Regions from separate parts of the Homo sapiens genome. Here region 1 is linked to region 2. Evidence: read pairs that join two places in POLR2A ChIA-PET (ENCODE). Cell type or tissue: PC-3. All regions are shown on one strand.

Region 1 (8,000 bases), 260 kb after region 2:
ATTTGGTCTTCACCCTCCCTATCACAAGATGGCTGCAGTAATTCCAAGCATCAAATCTCCATTCTCAGTGAGAAGGAAGGAGGAAGTATGAAGACCAAATTTATTCCCATTAAAAAGGTTTTCCTGAGGCCCTACTCAGAAATTTGTATCTGTATCTCATTCGCTAGAATTAGATGGGTCTTAGAGTCATCTCTAGCTGAAAAAAGGAATCTGAAGGGCAAAGCCTCTTTCTCTCCCTCCCTTCCTTCTTTCCTTCTTGCCTTCCTTCTTGCCTTCTTGCCTTCTTTCTTTCTTTTCTTTTGTATAATGCCTCTCTGTGGGAAAAAATGAGGTTCTCCTAGTAATAAAGAAGAGGAGAAAAAGTATTGTGCAAGAAACTAACAGAATTTTTTACATACAAAATATTTGGTTCTAAGAGACAGGAAACTGGCTTAAGCAATAAGGAAACAGAAAGTCCAGATGCAGGGCTTCCAGAATTAGTTGAGTCATTAGCTCCATGATATCATCTGAAGCTCAGGTTGTTTCCATATCTCTGTTCTGCCACCTTAGTGTTGGCTTCAGCTTCAAGCTGACAGCAAGATGGCTGCCACAATTCCAGGTGTCATATCTAATTAGATATGACAATGTCCAGACAAAGAAAAAGGACTGTGTTTTCTGTTTTTTCCCGTCTTAGGGACGAAAATCTTTCCCAGAAGTCCCCTTGCTAATTTATTCTTGTGTCTCATTAGCCAGAATTGAGTCACAATTCTGAACCAATCGCTAGCAAAATGAATGGGATTATTATTGTTAATCTAGACTAATCCTCTGAGTGGGATGTGAGTTGGGGAATCTACCAGTGTTCATTACAATACTTCCTGTAGTGCTCATCTGGGGAAAAGAGTTTCACTAAGACCATACTGTAACAGATCTAGAAGCCAATCATTTCATATCAGAAAAACAGATCAGTTGGCCAGGTGCAGTGGCTCATGCCAGTAATCCCAGCACTTTGGGAGGCCAAGGCAGGTAGATCACCAGAGGTCAGGAGTTTGAGACCAGCCTGACCAACATGGTGAAACAAAAATTAGCCGAGTGTGGTGGCAGGCATGTTTGTAGTCCCAGCTACTGTGGAGGCTGAGGCACGAGAATCACATGAACCTGGGAGGCAGAGGTTGCAGTGAGCCGAGATTGTGCCACTGAACTCCAGCCTGGGAGAAAGAACAAGACTTCATCTCAAAAAAAAGGAAAAAGAAAAAGAAAAAGAAAAACAGATCAGTAGAATCCAACAAGAATGTCTTCAGGAAGAAGAGTAGAATTGATTCTCAGCAAAAATGGTAGATAAGAAGCTGGAAGAGCTTAGTGGCTTAGTCTTACATTAGTTTTCTCGACAAGAGGAAGGTAATTAGAAATTTTAGGAAAGAATGTGTACAACAAAGTCATGGTCCAAATATGAAGCAAAATAGAATCCATTGGACCTCGACTCATTCAAGTATTACGGGTTTGTATTATTGACCTCATAAAGAAGGAATTGTAAGTTGATCACACAGCTTGGCTCTGCAGTAAATATTTTTTTCTTTTCTTTTCTTTTTTTTTTTTTTTGAGGTGGAGTCTCGCTCTGTTGTCCAGGCTGGAGTGCAGTGGCGTGGTCTCGGCTCACTGCAACCTCCGCCTCCCAAGTTCAAGCCATTCTCCTGCCTCAGCCTCCCAAGTAGCTGGGATTACAGGCACATGCCACCATGCCTGGCTAATTTTTTGTATTTTTGGTAGAGACGGGGTTTCACTGTGTTAGCCAGGATGGTCTCAATCTCCTGACCTGGTGATCTACCCACCTCAGCCTCCCAAAGTGCTGGGATTACAGGCATGAGCCACCGCACCTGGCCAGTAAATATTTTCTTAATGACAATAATATACATTATTTTCTATTAGTTTTCAACTTTTGGAAGTAATCCCTAGGCAAAGCACAGAAGATTTAAATATGTTTACACAGCAAAATATAAATGGTAGGAACTACAGCAATGTGGGAATAAAGGGTATAGGTTATTAAATAAGCAGGGAGTTGGAAGTCAGGAAATAGAAATGAAGGGAAGGGTAGGGTGTTAGCCTCATTTTTTTTTTTTTTTTTTTTGAGACGGAGTCTCGCTCTGTTGCCCAGGCTGGAATGCAGTGGTGCGATCTCGGCTCACTGCAACCTCTGCCACCCGGGTTCAAGATCTTTTTTTTCAAAAAACCTTTTTTTTGTGACAGTCTTGCTTTGTCACCCAGGCTGGAGAGCAGTGGCGTGATCTTGGCTCACTGCCATCTGGGCTTACTGCAATCTCTGCCTCCCGGGTTCAAGTGATTCTCGTGCCTCAGCCTCCCAAGTAGCTGGGATAACAGGCGTGCGCCCCCAAGCCCAGCTAATTTTTGTATTTTTTGTAGAGACGGAGTTTCACCATGTTGGCCAGGCTGGTCTCAAACTCCTGACCTCAGGTGATCCACCTGCCTGGGCCTCCGAAACTGCTGGGATTACAGGCGTGACACCTTGCCCAGCCAATAACCTCATCTTACACAGTAATTGAAGATCCAAAGATATTATCAAAAGATGATGGAGTGACTGGGTGCAGTGGCTCATGCCTGTAATCCCAGCACTTTGGGAGGTGGAGGTGGGCGAATCACGAGGTCAGGAGATCAAGACCATCCTGGCTAACATGATGAAACCCCATCTCTACTAAAAAACACAAAAAAATTAGCTGGGCCTGGTGGCAGGCACCTGTATTCCCAGCTACTTGGGAGGCTGAGGTGGGAGAATGGCATGAACCCGGGAGGCGGAGCTTGCAGTGAGCCGAGATAGCACCACTGCACTCCAGCCTGGGCGACAGAGTGAGACTCCATCTCAAAAAAAAAAAAAAAAGATGACGGCGTGAGAAATACATTGTCAAGTATACTACTGAATACTTGAACACAGTAAATGAAGAACAACAACAAAAACATCACGTAACTATTCAAACTGGGAAGAGGGATGGAGAAAGTGGAGGGTAGGCTGAATCTTCATCATTCATAGCAGGAAGTTGAAAGATTAAAAAAATGTTGGCTTCAGAATATTATTTAACCTTATGAAAGCAACTAGTAGAAGAACTAAAAGAGAAACAGTTAAAAGTAGTTAACTCTAACTTGTACTTCTTCCTATGAAGGATTAAGTGCTACAAAAATTGCAATCCCATTATAAACAACTAGTAAACCAAGCAAAATATATAAAACAACGTGGGCAGCACAGGACTGCAATCCCTGAGTGAAGGGGCACAGGTATTGGGAGTTCTGCAATTGCTGCCTTCAGGCAGTTTTCTGGCTCTAGCGCAGGGAGAGGGACCCATCCAGAACCACCAGCCTTGTTGAGTTTAGAAGACAGAGACTGGAATTTGGGGAGGCTGAGGTGGAACCTGTGGGGCAGCCTACAGGGAAGGAGGAAGCTGCACACCAGAAAGCTCTAGAGATCTGCAAAAGGATCCTCTAAACTAGTCTTTGGCTGAGTGATGATCTGTACATGCCTGGGGTGAAACTCCAGGAGGGTGGGGTAAAAACCACTGGAAAACAGTTGTTCAAATAATTCCTGGAGCTCACACACAGCTAGAACTCGTTTTTGTTCCCATGAGCCAGAGTAAAGAGACTTTGTAAAATAGAGGGCATTCTCAGAAGCAGAAGGCCTTGACAGAAGACATAAATACACCTAGAAAAATGGCTGTTCTGATTCCGTAACTGCAGAAAAACAAGCCTCAAAAAGATCAAACTGATATGCAATAGTTTAACTGCATGCCAAACAAAGCCCAATACTCCTTAAAGAAAAGCAACAAAGGGTAGCAATCAGCAAGGTAAAATTTACCATGTAGAGCATCCAGTGAAAAACTACCAGGCATACAAATCAGCAGGAAGATGACCTATAGTGAAGAGAAAAATGCATCATTAGAAAATACTAGAAATGGGCTGGGCACGGTGACTCATGCCTGTAATCTCAGCGCTTTGGGAGGCTGAGGCGGGATTATTGCTTGAGGCCAGGAATTCAAAACCAGTTTGGGCAACATCATGAGACCCCACCTGTCCAAAAAAAAATTTTTTTTTATTTAGCAGGGTGTGGTAGAGCATGCTTGTAGTCCCAGCTACTTAGGAAGCAGAAGCAGTAGGATCTCTTGAGCCCATGAATTGGATACTGCAGTGAGCTATGATTGTGTCACCCTGTACGCCAGCCTGGGTGACAGAGTGAGACAGAGATTTTGTCTCTTAAAAAAAAAAAAAAAAAAGCCAAAAACCTGCAATGACAAAGATGATAGAATTAGCAGACAAGGATTTTAAAGCTATTTTTAAATCTTACAAATATGCTTAAGATGAAAAGGAAAACATAAAAATAACGAGGAGACAAAGAAAATATATTAAAAGACCCAAATGGAATTTCTAGAATGAAAAACACAATTATCTGAAATGAAATCTATACAAGTTTGGATTGAGAGCAGGTTAAACACTAGAAAAAAGAGGTCAGTGAATGTGAAGACATAGCAATATTTACCCAAAATGAAGAAAACAGAGAAAAACGAGAATGAAAAAAAGTGAACGCCTGTAATCCCAGCACTTTGGGAGGCTGAAGTGGGCAGATCCTTCTCCTCCCTTTCCCCCCTCCCCCTCCCCCTCCTCCATGATAAATGTGGCCGGGCACAGTGGCTCATGCCTGTAATCCCAGCACTTCGGGAGGCCGAGGCAGGTGGATCACCTGAGCTCAGGAGTTTGAGACCAGCCTGGCAACATGGCCAAACTCCATCTCTATAAAAAATACAAAAATTAGGTGGGTGTGGTGGCGTAAGCGTATGGTCCCAGCTACTTGGGAGGCTGAGATGGAAGGATCCTTTGAGCCCAGAAAGTTAAGGCTGCAGTGAACTGTGATCCACTGCACTCTAGCCTGGGCAAGAGTGAGACTCTGTCTCAAAAACAAAACAAAAACAAAACACAAGCCTAGTGATTCTATGGGATGATAACAAGTGATCTAAAATACACGTGACAGGCTGTGCGCGGTGGCTCGCGCCTGTAATCCCAGCACTTTGGGAGGCCAAGGAAGGTGGATCACCTGAGGTCAGGAGTTCAAGACCAGCCTGGCTAACATGGTGAAACTCTGTCTCTACTAAAAATACAAAAATTTTCTGGGCATGGTGGCGGGAGCCTGTAATCCCAGCTACTAGGTAGGCTGAGACAGGAGAATCACTTGAACCCGGGAGGTGGAGAGTAAGCCAAGATCACACCATTGCACTCCAGCCTGGGCGACAGAGCGAGACTCCATCTCAAAAATAAAATAAAATAAAATAAAATAAAATAAAATAAAATAAAATAAAATAAGTGTAACTAGAGTTGCAGAAGGGTAGAAGAATAGAAACTTATGAGAAGAAATAATGGCATAAGATTTTCCAAATTCGAGGAAAGCTATAAACCTATAGATCCAAGAAGCTCAATGAACTCCAAATGGAACAAATATAAAGAAAACAATAAACATCAAGGCACATTATAATCAAATTGCTGAAAAACCAGTGATAAATAAAATAATTGAATAGCGGCCAGAAAAAAAACGACGTATTATGTTCAATGGAACAAAGGCAAGGATTATAGTAGAATTTTCACCGAAATTATGCCAAGCAAAAAATAATGGAATGACATCTTTAAAGAATTGAAAAAAGAATCTGTTAACTTGGAATTCTATACCTGACAAAAAAAAAATACCCTTCCTTCCTTCCTTCCTTTCTTTCTCTCCTTTTTCTATTTTTTTAAGATGAGATGTCACCATGTTGCCCAGGCTGGTCTTAAGCTCCTGGGCCTCCTGTCTTGGCCTCCCAAAATGCTGGGTTTACAGGAGTGAGCCGCTGTGCCTAGCCAAAATATGTTTCAAAAGAGAAGGTGAAATAAAGACTTTCTCAGGCAAAAGTTTAGAGAGTTCATCAGGCAGAAGGAAAATGATACCAGATGGAAATTTGCATCCACACATAAGAATGAAGAGTATAGAAATGATAAATGTGGCTGGGCACAGTGGCTCATGCCTGTAATCCCAGCACTTTGGGAGGCCGAGGCAGGTGGATCACCTGAGTTCAGGAGTTCGAGACCAGCCTGGCCAACATGGCAAAACAACATCTCTACTAAAAATACAAAAAATAGCTGGGCATGGTGGCATGTGCCTATAATCCCAGCTACTTGGGAGGCTGAGGCAGGAGAATTGCTTGAAATCGGGAGGTGGAGGTTGTAGTGAGCCGAGCTGGGCCACTGCACTCCAGCCTGGGCCACAGACTGAGACTCCATCTCAAAAAAAAAAAAAAAAAAGAAAGAAAAGAGAAAAGATAAATGTGAATATAAGTATACTAAATATGTTTCCTCCTCCTCCTTCTTCTTTTTTTTTTTTTTTTTTTGAGACAGGGTCTCACTCTGTGACCCAGGCTGGAGTGCAGTGACGCCATCTCCATTCACTGGAACCTCTGCCTTCTGGGCTCAAGGGAATCTTCTGCCTCAGCTCCCTAAAGTAGCTGGGAGTACAGGCACAAGCCACCACGCCCAGCTAATTTTTGTATTTTTTGTAGAAACGGGGTTTCACCATGTTGCCCAGGCTGGTCTCAAACTCCTGAGAGCAAGTGATCTACCTGCCTTGGCCTCCCAAAGTGCTAGGATTACAGGCATAAGCCACTGCGCCTGGCCCTAAATATGTTTTCTTATTTTCACATCTCTTTAATGTAATGGACTATTAAAATATTTTTAAATTTCCATTATTATTTATTCTTTGGTTTCTTTTTAGAAGTGTGTTGTTCAATTTCCAATTCTTTGAGGATTTTCAAGATATCTTTTTCTTTTTGACTTTTAGTAGTATATTCCTTTGTGGTTAGACAACATAGTTTGCATGATTTCACTACTTTTTATTTATTTTTTTTTAGATGGGGGTCTCACTATGTTGCCTAAGCTGGTCTCAAATCCTGAGCTCAAGGGATCCTCCTGCATAGCTGGGACTACAGGCATGCCCCACCGTGCCTGGCAATAAATTTAAATTTGTTGAGACTTATTTTATAGTCTGGAACACAGCCTATCTTAGTGAATGCTCTGTGCGCACCTGGAAAGAATGCATATTCTGCTATTATTAGGTAGACGATGCTATTAGATCCAGTTGATGGATTGTGTTGTATGTCTCCCATATCCTTACAGATTTTCTGTCTACTTTTTCTATCAATCACTGAAAGAAAGGTGTTAAAATAGCCAGCTATAATTGAGGACTTGTCTATTTTGCATTTCAGTTTCTGCTTCATGCATAATAAAGCACTGTTGTACACACCATTTCGGATTGTTATGTGCTCCTGGTGAATTGACCCCATTATCATTATGTAATATCACTATGATTCCCTGATAATATTTCTTCTTCTGAAATCCACTTTGATATGAATACAGTCATTCTGGCTTCTCTTTAATTAATGTCTGCATGGGATACTTTTTCAATTCTCCTACTTTAAATCTATTTGTGGCTTCATATTTGAAATGGCTATCTCAGAGACAGCATATAGTCGGGTATTATTTTTTTAATTCAATCTGAAAATCTGTTTATTAGAGTGTATAAATATGTCAAAACATATCAAATTGAATACTTTAAATATGCACCGTTCATTGTATGTCACTTATACCTCATCAAAACTGTGTATAATATTTATTTGATGCCCTGCTTTGTGCCACTAACTATGCTAAACACTGAGAAATATGGCAGTAAATAACACTCTGTCCTTGAGGAGCTCACAGTAGAGAGGAAACCTAGTTTCACCCCAAGTCTCACATCTCATAGCTTATAACACGGAGAAGAGAGAAACTGACTCTCTTTCCTCAGTTTTAACCCAAAAATTTTCCAGGGCTTCTGGATGGCCTGGCTTGAGTCTGGTGACCACCCCTGAACGAAACAGGGAAACAGGGACTTGTAAGAATGGAGTGGTCCAATTAGAGCTACGTAGATGGGAGCACTTCTCAAGAGAAAATGTCAATACTCAGAAGGCATCTCT
Region 2 (8,000 bases):
TACAATTTCTCTGTGTTGATTTTTTTTTTTTTTTTTTGAGACAGGGTCTTACTCTGTTGCCCAGGCTGGAGTGCAGGTCAAGGTCACTGCAGCCTTGACCTCCCTGGCTCAATCAATCTGCCCACCTCCTGAGTAGCTGGGACTACAGGCTTATGCCACCATGCCTGGCTAATGTTTTATTTTTTATTTTTTGTAGAGATGGGATTTTGCCATGTTGCCCAGCCTGGATTTTTTTTTTTTAATTTAGAGACTTTATATGGGCCAAAGTTGAGAATTGCAGCCCAGGACTTGCTTTTTCACTTACTATTATTTTACTTACTTTGACTCTTGCTGGCTTGGAAAGAGTGCATCTCTGAGTACCTTTTTCCCCGTGAAAAGTAGAGCCATACATGGCATGTGTCCTAAGTTCTGGCATGTGGGAAAGTCTTTTTCTGTTGTCTTCATGCATGATTGCACCAGGCAAATTGTTAAAATGTAAGGTCACAACTGATCTCTCAAAATTCTGTAAAAGAGTGGTTCCCAAAGTGTGTTCTATTGAACACCAGTCTTACCACATAGTCTATGGCAAAGGATTTCATAGTCAAATAAGTTTGGAAAACTGGGCTTGCTAATATTGCCAGTTTAATAACATGCATGAATACGTTAAAAGCCCTGAGAAAGCCTCAGCATAGGGTTTTATCTTGTTTTGTTTAATTCAGCATTTCCCAAGCTTATTTTATGACAGAAACTTTTTTCCTCAGTACAAATAGTTAACAAAATTCCATGGACTCTCTCTTCCAATTATACACTTTAAGAAATGTTGGGCTGGGTGTCGTGGCTCACACCTGTAACCCCAGTACTTCGGGAGACCAAGGTGTGAAGATCACCTGAGCCCAGGATTTCAAGACCAGCCTAGGCAACATGGTGAGACCCCCATATCTACAAAAATCAAAAAAATTACCTGGGCATAGTGATACATGGCTGTAGTCCCAAGCTACTTGGGAGGCTGAGGCAGGAGGATCACTTGAGCCCAGGAGGTTGAGGCTGCAGTGAGCTGTGATCGCACCACTGCACTCCAGCCTGGGCCACAAAGTGAGACCCGGTCTCAGCAACAACAACAACAAAAATGAATGTTGCAGATATTTCTCCATATTTCTCTCTGCATGGGTGCTGATAGAATTCTTTCTTTACCCTTGCAATTTGAAAATTCTACATGGCATTTCTAAGTGTTCATTTATTTTTATTAATTTGACTTAAGGAGGAATCTTTTAAATGTATAAGCCCAGGCTTCTCATCAGCTCAGGGACATCTTTCTCCTGTGATTCTTGCTTTTATTTCATTTGTTTAGTGTCTTCTGTAAGCCCGGATACCTATCATGTTGTCTCTCTGTTTTTTATCCTGTTGTGCTTTTCCTCTGCAGTCTCAGAGAACTTCTCCTATCTGTCCTTCACATTTACAGATTCCATTTTCTGTAGTTCCAATTCTGTTCTTTACCATCTTGATGGAAATTAAAATTCTACTGCATTTTTAGTTTCTTTGCAGTCTTTCCTTCTCTCCTCTGGTTTGTTTTTGATTTCCACCTGCCTCTCAGTCAGCAGCCTTCTCATTTCATTCTTTCCATCTTATTTTTCAACTCTCATTTCTTAGAGTGCGCACTTTAATTAAATGAATTGCGTACAGAACAGATGTGGTCTGCAAGTTATTTATGTTTATGTGATAAATCTTTTCAAAGGAATTACTTTTCTCTGCCCTTTTAGGGCCACGTTCTCTTCTTGCCTCATGCAGAGTCTTTTCAAAGGCTCTGTGTATTTCCAAGTATATGTGTGTGCATGTGGGTTTGTGTGTGGGGGTGTGTGTTTGCTTTTCTCTGTACTCCTACTTTAAAGATGAGTGTTTTAAACTTTTTTTAATTTTATTTTTTTTTAATTTATTTATTTAGAGACTGGGTCCCACCATATTGCCTGGGCTGGCCTCGGACTCTTGACCCCAAGTGATCCTCTGGCCTCAGCCTCCCAAGCAGCTGGATTTACAGGCAGGCACCACCGCACCGAGCTAAAAGTGAGTGTTTTATAAAATCTTACTATTTTCCCCCAAACAAGGAGAAGGAAATGGATTCTCTTTAGGTCACCCTTCGTCTGGATGTTGCTCCAATTGTCCTGTCATATTTTAGGACTGGTTAATGCAATTTCACATCACCAGTTGGCTATGAACACAAACTGTCTGTGACATGTCTCCCCACTTGTCACCAGAGGCACCAGCCAGTAGTTGAGCTGGCTGCAGGTTTGTGTGTGTGTTTGTGTGCAAGTGTTCCGTTCTTTCCCCACTCCAGGTAGAGCGTCCAAGGGCCATTACCAGCTCAGGGATCTAGCTGGGACAACTGTGTGGGAGTTGGCTGGGGCCAGGTCCAGCAGGTAACCTTGCCTCCTCTGCACCAAGGGCCAGGTCTATTTGCCCAGCGTCCAGGGTTTCCTGGCTGTTCCTGTAGGTATTCAACATAGCTATGATAAGACTTCTGCCCCCACTAACAGGAAAGGAGGAACACGGTATTAGAGAGAACCTGATTGAGGGAGGAACTCCTCCCACCCCACCCAGCTCAGTTACCTACTTGACATGGCAACCACATACCCCCACCCCAGCCCACCTCCCAGTCAGCTCCTTCCCAAGGCAGTTGATAGTATGGAAAGGGCTTTCCAAAGATGCCCTGCAAGCCCCGTGTCCCACCATCTGCCCTAATTTAGGGTCAGTACATTCTGCCAGGACCTCATCTACTTCTCATAGTATAGTTTTGCTTTCTCAAGAATTGGAGTTGTGAATCAGCCCTTGAGGTCTTCCTTTAATCTGTATCTTGCACACTTTACAGCAATCCCCAGCTTTCCTGGCACGAGAATGTACCTTCTCTGGCTTTCAGTCCAGGCCAACAGGCGTTCTCTTCTTTCCTAGTCTTTTGATCAATTCAGCTGGGATCTGGGAGGGAGGAGAGTTCTGCACCAGCATAACAGGATATTGTGTGGGACTCTTCCTCCTGTTCTGGAATTGCAGCTAACACCCAAAGCTGAGTACAAAAGGCACTGGGGACCCTGCCTTCTGCATTCAGAGGGTTGTCAGTGGGTGGTCAGCAGCTAGTACCATCTCCCTCCCGCAGGGCTGATGGCTCTTCTCTCATCAACCACCACCACCTCCCACAGTGACTGGAAGAGGAGCAGGGGATGGAATGGTCGGTTGCCATGTGGGGAGGGCAGTGTTTGTGGTAGAGGCTGCTTGCTCCCCTCTTCACGGGAGATGATGGGTGGGGTGGGTGCCTTTCCTCCCTGATAACATAAGATAATTTCTTGTAAGGAGAGACAAGCATACCATCCCCCAGGGGGGCATCTGCTTAGTCTGTGAACCCCCTTGTATACCTCTGAGCTGCCTGAGTTGGGGAAGAGGGCAATACAAGACAGATGGTGGAGTGGAGAGAGAGAGCTGTGTGAGGTGGCTGGGCTCAAGTGGACAAGCTGGTGTCCCACCCATGAGGGCGTCTCTCTAGGGCTTGAGAGAATGCACAGGCTGTCCACGAGACAGTCACCAGGGCAGAGAGGAGGGAGTGGAGTAGCCAGAGAAGCAGTGACAATCCACCTAGGAGAGGACATGTGAGAGTTGCTTCCAAGTCCCTCTCCTGGCCCCGCAGTCACTGAGAGACTAGAAAAGTGATAGGGAGGCGGATCTGGAGCTGGATGCTCCCCTCCATTGTGGCCTTGTTGGTGGGGGAGGGCCAGTCACCACTCTCATCTGGGCAGAAGTGGGAATGGCAGGAGAGACAAACAGGAAGTCTTGATTAACGAAATGAGACAGTTCTAGTAGATGAAAGTGACGGCGGAGTTGTGGGACGCAGCCACGATGTCATTAAGATCCCTACCACCCAGTAGGAAAGGGATTTCAATAGAGCACAGTTGACTGTGTGTGTGTGTTGGAGGGGAGATTATTAACAATTTCACGTCTACATCCTAACAAATTGAGGCCCTACAAAAAATGTGCTACACTTGAAAAAAAGTCCTTAAATGAGGAAGAAAACAGCTTTGGAACTTTTTAGGGGTAGAGGATTGCAAAAATGTGGGATGGGAACATGTGGGTAGTGAGGATAGATGGAAGAGACTTTCAGTAGAGGACCCAGGGGGTCGAGAAGCTAGTCCTTGTTCTCTGGCTTGCAAGTGACAGAAGCCCAACTCACACTAGCCTGAGCAAAAATGAGGATTTATTGGAGGATCTTGGAGCATCTCACAGAATCTAAGAAACAGCCCAATAATTGAGCCAGCAGAGGGGCGGGGATGTGGGTGGGCCTTAGAGACATCTGGAACCAGGGATTTGCAAGCCACAGCAGCCCCACCAGGTTCTTGTTTTTGCTTCTTGCTGCAGATCAGCCTCATTTGTTCTTTTCCCAGAAGACTGGTTTTGTCTAAGACAGAAAATATGACCACTGACAGCTTCTGAGTGTTGTAACTTGGAGGTTATGTCATGAGAAAGAAGTGAGTCTCGGTGTCCTTGAGTCTGAAAACACCAGAAGAGGGGCCTCCCTGGCTGTGATGAGTCCTGCAGAGGAACAGGGCTATGCCACCCTAGAAGAAAGAAGGTCAGACAATTGGGACAGGTGTTCCTAACAGGAATCTAACAGCCTGACATCATGGCCTTACGCAAACATGAGATTCTGATGATCCCACCTTCCCTCCACTTCCCAGGAGTCATGCCAGCTGCAGAGGCCCTGATGAAACTCTGTCCTTCATCTCTCGTGAAGCCCGTGGCAAGGGCAACAACCACCACAACAGTAATGCTAGTAGCTAGCATTTATTATGCACTTTGCCTCAGGCCCTGGGCTGCACTCTATGTGGATTTTTTTTTGAGATGGAGTCTCGCTGTGTCGCCCAGGCTGGAGTGCAGTGGTATGATCTTGGCTCACTGCAACCTCACCTCCCAGGTTCAAGCAATTCTCCTGCCTCAGCCTCTGGAGTAGCTGGGACTACAGGTGCGTGCCACCACACCCAGCTAAGTTTTGTATTTTTAGTAGAGACAGGGTTTCACCATGTTGTCCACGCTGGTCTCGAACTGCTGACCTCAAGTGATCTGCCTGCCTTGGCCTCCCAAAGTGCTGGGATTACAGGTGTGAGCCACTGCGCCTGGCCTTTACATGGATTTTTATTTCATCCTGACTGCAGCTGTCTTACTCCCCTCACTTTGCAGACGAGGATGCAGAGACAGGGAGAGGTTAGGAGCCCAAGGTCACACAGCTAGTGAGAGGCAGTGCAGGCACTCTGCCTAGGTCAGTCTGGTTCCCAAGTCCATGTTTGCCATCATCAAGCTCCCTAGCCTGCAGGATTGAAGGTCTGGCCCTGGGCATTCCCAGAGGAGGTGGAAAAGTTCACTGGTCTGGTTGATGGTTCTGCCACATGGACTTACAAGGCATCACAGCCAGAGCCTGAGGAACTTTCTGGGGCCTGTGCCCTTCACACCACCAGCTGTGCCACCACAGGGTCTCTAGACAGTCATCATGAGCACCTGGGAGGTGATGCTCCTGTCTGTAAGCAGCTGCTGTGGTCAGTGAGTGGCTGCATAGCTGGGTCCTCCATCCTGGTGGCTTTGGGGACAGTATAGGCTCTGGTTCTCTTCTCCCTCCATTCTTTACCTCCTTTCAGTCTCTTCCCTTCTGGTTTTCCCCCTTCCTAGACGCCTGGCTTCCCTGGGCCTGCTGCACCTGCTCTGGCTAGGTTGGAGAGGGCTGCAGGGAGGACCGCAGTCAGCAGAGGGCGCCAAAGCCTCTCAACACAAGCATGGCCCAGGCCTGGCCCAGAAGGAGAGCGCTGAGAGCCAGGACTGGCGGGCTACGTGCGCCCTGTGGATTCCCCCATTTCCCATGCTTCATCCAGCCATGGGCCTGCAGTGCACTCACAAATGTGCATATACCCTCCTGTGTGTGTGTTACACTCATCAAATTGTCTCTGAATTTGCTTGGCTTCATGTGTTCCTGTGTGTGTTTATGTGTGTGTGTGGTGTGTCTGGTGTATCTGGTTCCCCAGGAAGCACATTTGACAGCCCCACAGTCAGGGTCAGGGCACAGGGACAGATACTGTGTCTATAACAATCCATAACACTGATTTTGTTCATCTCAATAAATGTGAGAATGAAATAAAAATTAATGTAGAATATTTTGTACATCTCAATAAAGCCACTTTCTGGGGGCAGGCATTATAATTCTAGCCTCTGTTCTACTGTTTGATAGGTAAAGAATAACTTTCCACATAGGGAGAGGAATGGACAGCTACCCAGCCCTCCCACTGTTACAGGCCTGGGCTAGAAGCTTTCCATCTAGGCTCCTGGTTGACCGTACTAGCAGTCCTGTGAGCCAGGCAATAGTAGTCCCATTGTACAGATGAAGACAGTGAGGCTCAGGGAAGTTAGAAAACAATTTCACGTCTATACCCCAACAAATTGAGACTATACAGTAAGTGTGTTACACTTGAAAAAAATCTTTCTTAAAAGTAAAAGAGAAAGAAAACAGCTTTGGAACTTTTTAGGGGTAAGAGATTACAAAATGTGGGAATGGAACATGTGAGTGAGGATGGATGGAAGAGGCCATCAGCAGAGGACCCAAGGGGTTGAGAAGCAAGTTCTTATTCAGCTTGCAAGTGACAGAAGCCCAACTCACATTAGCCTGAGCAAAAATGAGAATTTATTGGAAAGATCTTAGAGCATCTCCCAGAATCTAAGTAAGAGCTCAATAATTGAGCCAGCAGAGGATCACACAGCTAGGAAGTGGTCAAGCTAAGATTTGGTTCCTGTCTCTCCAATTTCAAAGTCTATGCCCGTTTCACACTTTCTAAAGCTGCCCTCTCAAATTTGTGTTTTCCTTCCATGCAGACCCCACCAAAGATGAACTTGAGAGCAGCCCGGTGAAGTATCAGGAGCAGCAGCTGCTCATGGCTAGAACAACTGAGCTGAGAAATTCATGTTGACAGACAGTTTGTGGCTGATTTCTACGAGTCAAAGAATAAGGAACTATATTTAGCTGCTTGCTCTGGGCTAGTTAGCTGGTGGGGAGTGAGGGCTCAGACTGGGGGAAAAAAAGAGGAGGAGGAGCAGGAGGAGGAAGAGGAAGAAGAGGAAGAGGAGGAGAAGGAGGAGGAGGAAATGAGAGAGAAAGAGAGATGCCCAGTTGTCTGCTGTCTGGCCTGGGGTCCTTACCCTCAGAGTTGGGTCTCTGCAGCAAGCTTTGCATGGAATTGTGGTTGGTGGGGCCTCTTTATAAAGTTAAGACCTGCCCATATTACTAGGCTGGTGGGACAGAGAACAAGAGCCTGAAGAGGTGAATCTTCCAGGCTTGCAGATCTCTTCTCTACACACATGACATCGGTGAATGAGTCATTCTACACTTGGGGGTTCTGGAGCTCTGTAAACCAACACTCAGCACAACTCAGATCCAAAAAATAGTACTCAGCACTGCACATACATTCTTGATGGCATAGGGGTTAGCTTTGTCCCTTTGATTGACTTGACCTCAGTCTTCTCCTCCTCCTGGGTCAGGAAAGCCCTTTTCTTCCTCTCAAGGGAAAATCGAGGCACTTGCCCTGGATGGACTTGGGCTTGGATTTCCCAAACAAGCTGCTTCCCAGAGGAAGAGAGAGGCAAGAACCTGCCTCCTCCTCCCACAGATATCTGAGCTCTGCCAGGCCTGCCTTCCTCCTCCGTGTACCTTGTCCTCTCCACATGTAACCAGTGGGGCTGGTCCCTCATCCTTCTTTCCAAACTGCCACCACCCTCTCCACTCCAGATTCCATTCACTCAAAGACATCAGGGAGCAAGGTTGAGTATACTGACAATTTGGGTGGGAAGATTCAGAAGATGGTCTCATACCCCACGGAGACACATGAAATCCTTCTTCCATAGTTCTCTCCAGCCTCTCCCCGACCTCCTCCCACATACGTCTCCCACTTCCCTAGCCCCTCCTGTCCCTAATTTGCCTACCCAGCTCCTTCAAGATGGCAGCACAAAGGGTC

Evidence for each region. ChIA-PET counts read pairs that join two places held together with the same protein. Peaks named below come from ENCODE experiments on the same cell type or tissue, not always from the same donor. Only the 100,000 strongest peaks of a DNase experiment are listed, where the experiment ranks them.
Region 1: POLR2A ChIA-PET joins it to region 2 with 13 read pairs; 2 of 35 experiments call an interaction of 5 or more read pairs at or near these places.

What each region holds. Positions count from the first base shown.
Region 1 is chr15:73,643,449-73,651,448 of GRCh38, reverse strand. It overlaps LOC105370891 (a long non-coding RNA gene), which reads right to left. Exons shown (of 3, transcript XR_932451.3): 2 at 3,833-3,887. Among named protein-coding and RNA genes, the nearest start is that of NPTN, 14 kb to the right of the region's middle. In PC-3, no CTCF peak of the experiment used is centred here; a DNase peak (open chromatin) is centred at 4,028; H3K27ac peaks cover 2,104 bases.
Region 2 is chr15:73,906,222-73,914,221 of GRCh38, reverse strand. It overlaps a transcript of TBC1D21 not described here. Among named protein-coding and RNA genes, the nearest start is that of LOXL1, 16 kb to the left of the region's middle. RefSeq lists a silencer at 5,719-5,838. In PC-3, a CTCF peak has its summit at 5,745 (motif pointing right); no DNase peak of the experiment used is centred here; H3K27ac peaks cover 136 bases.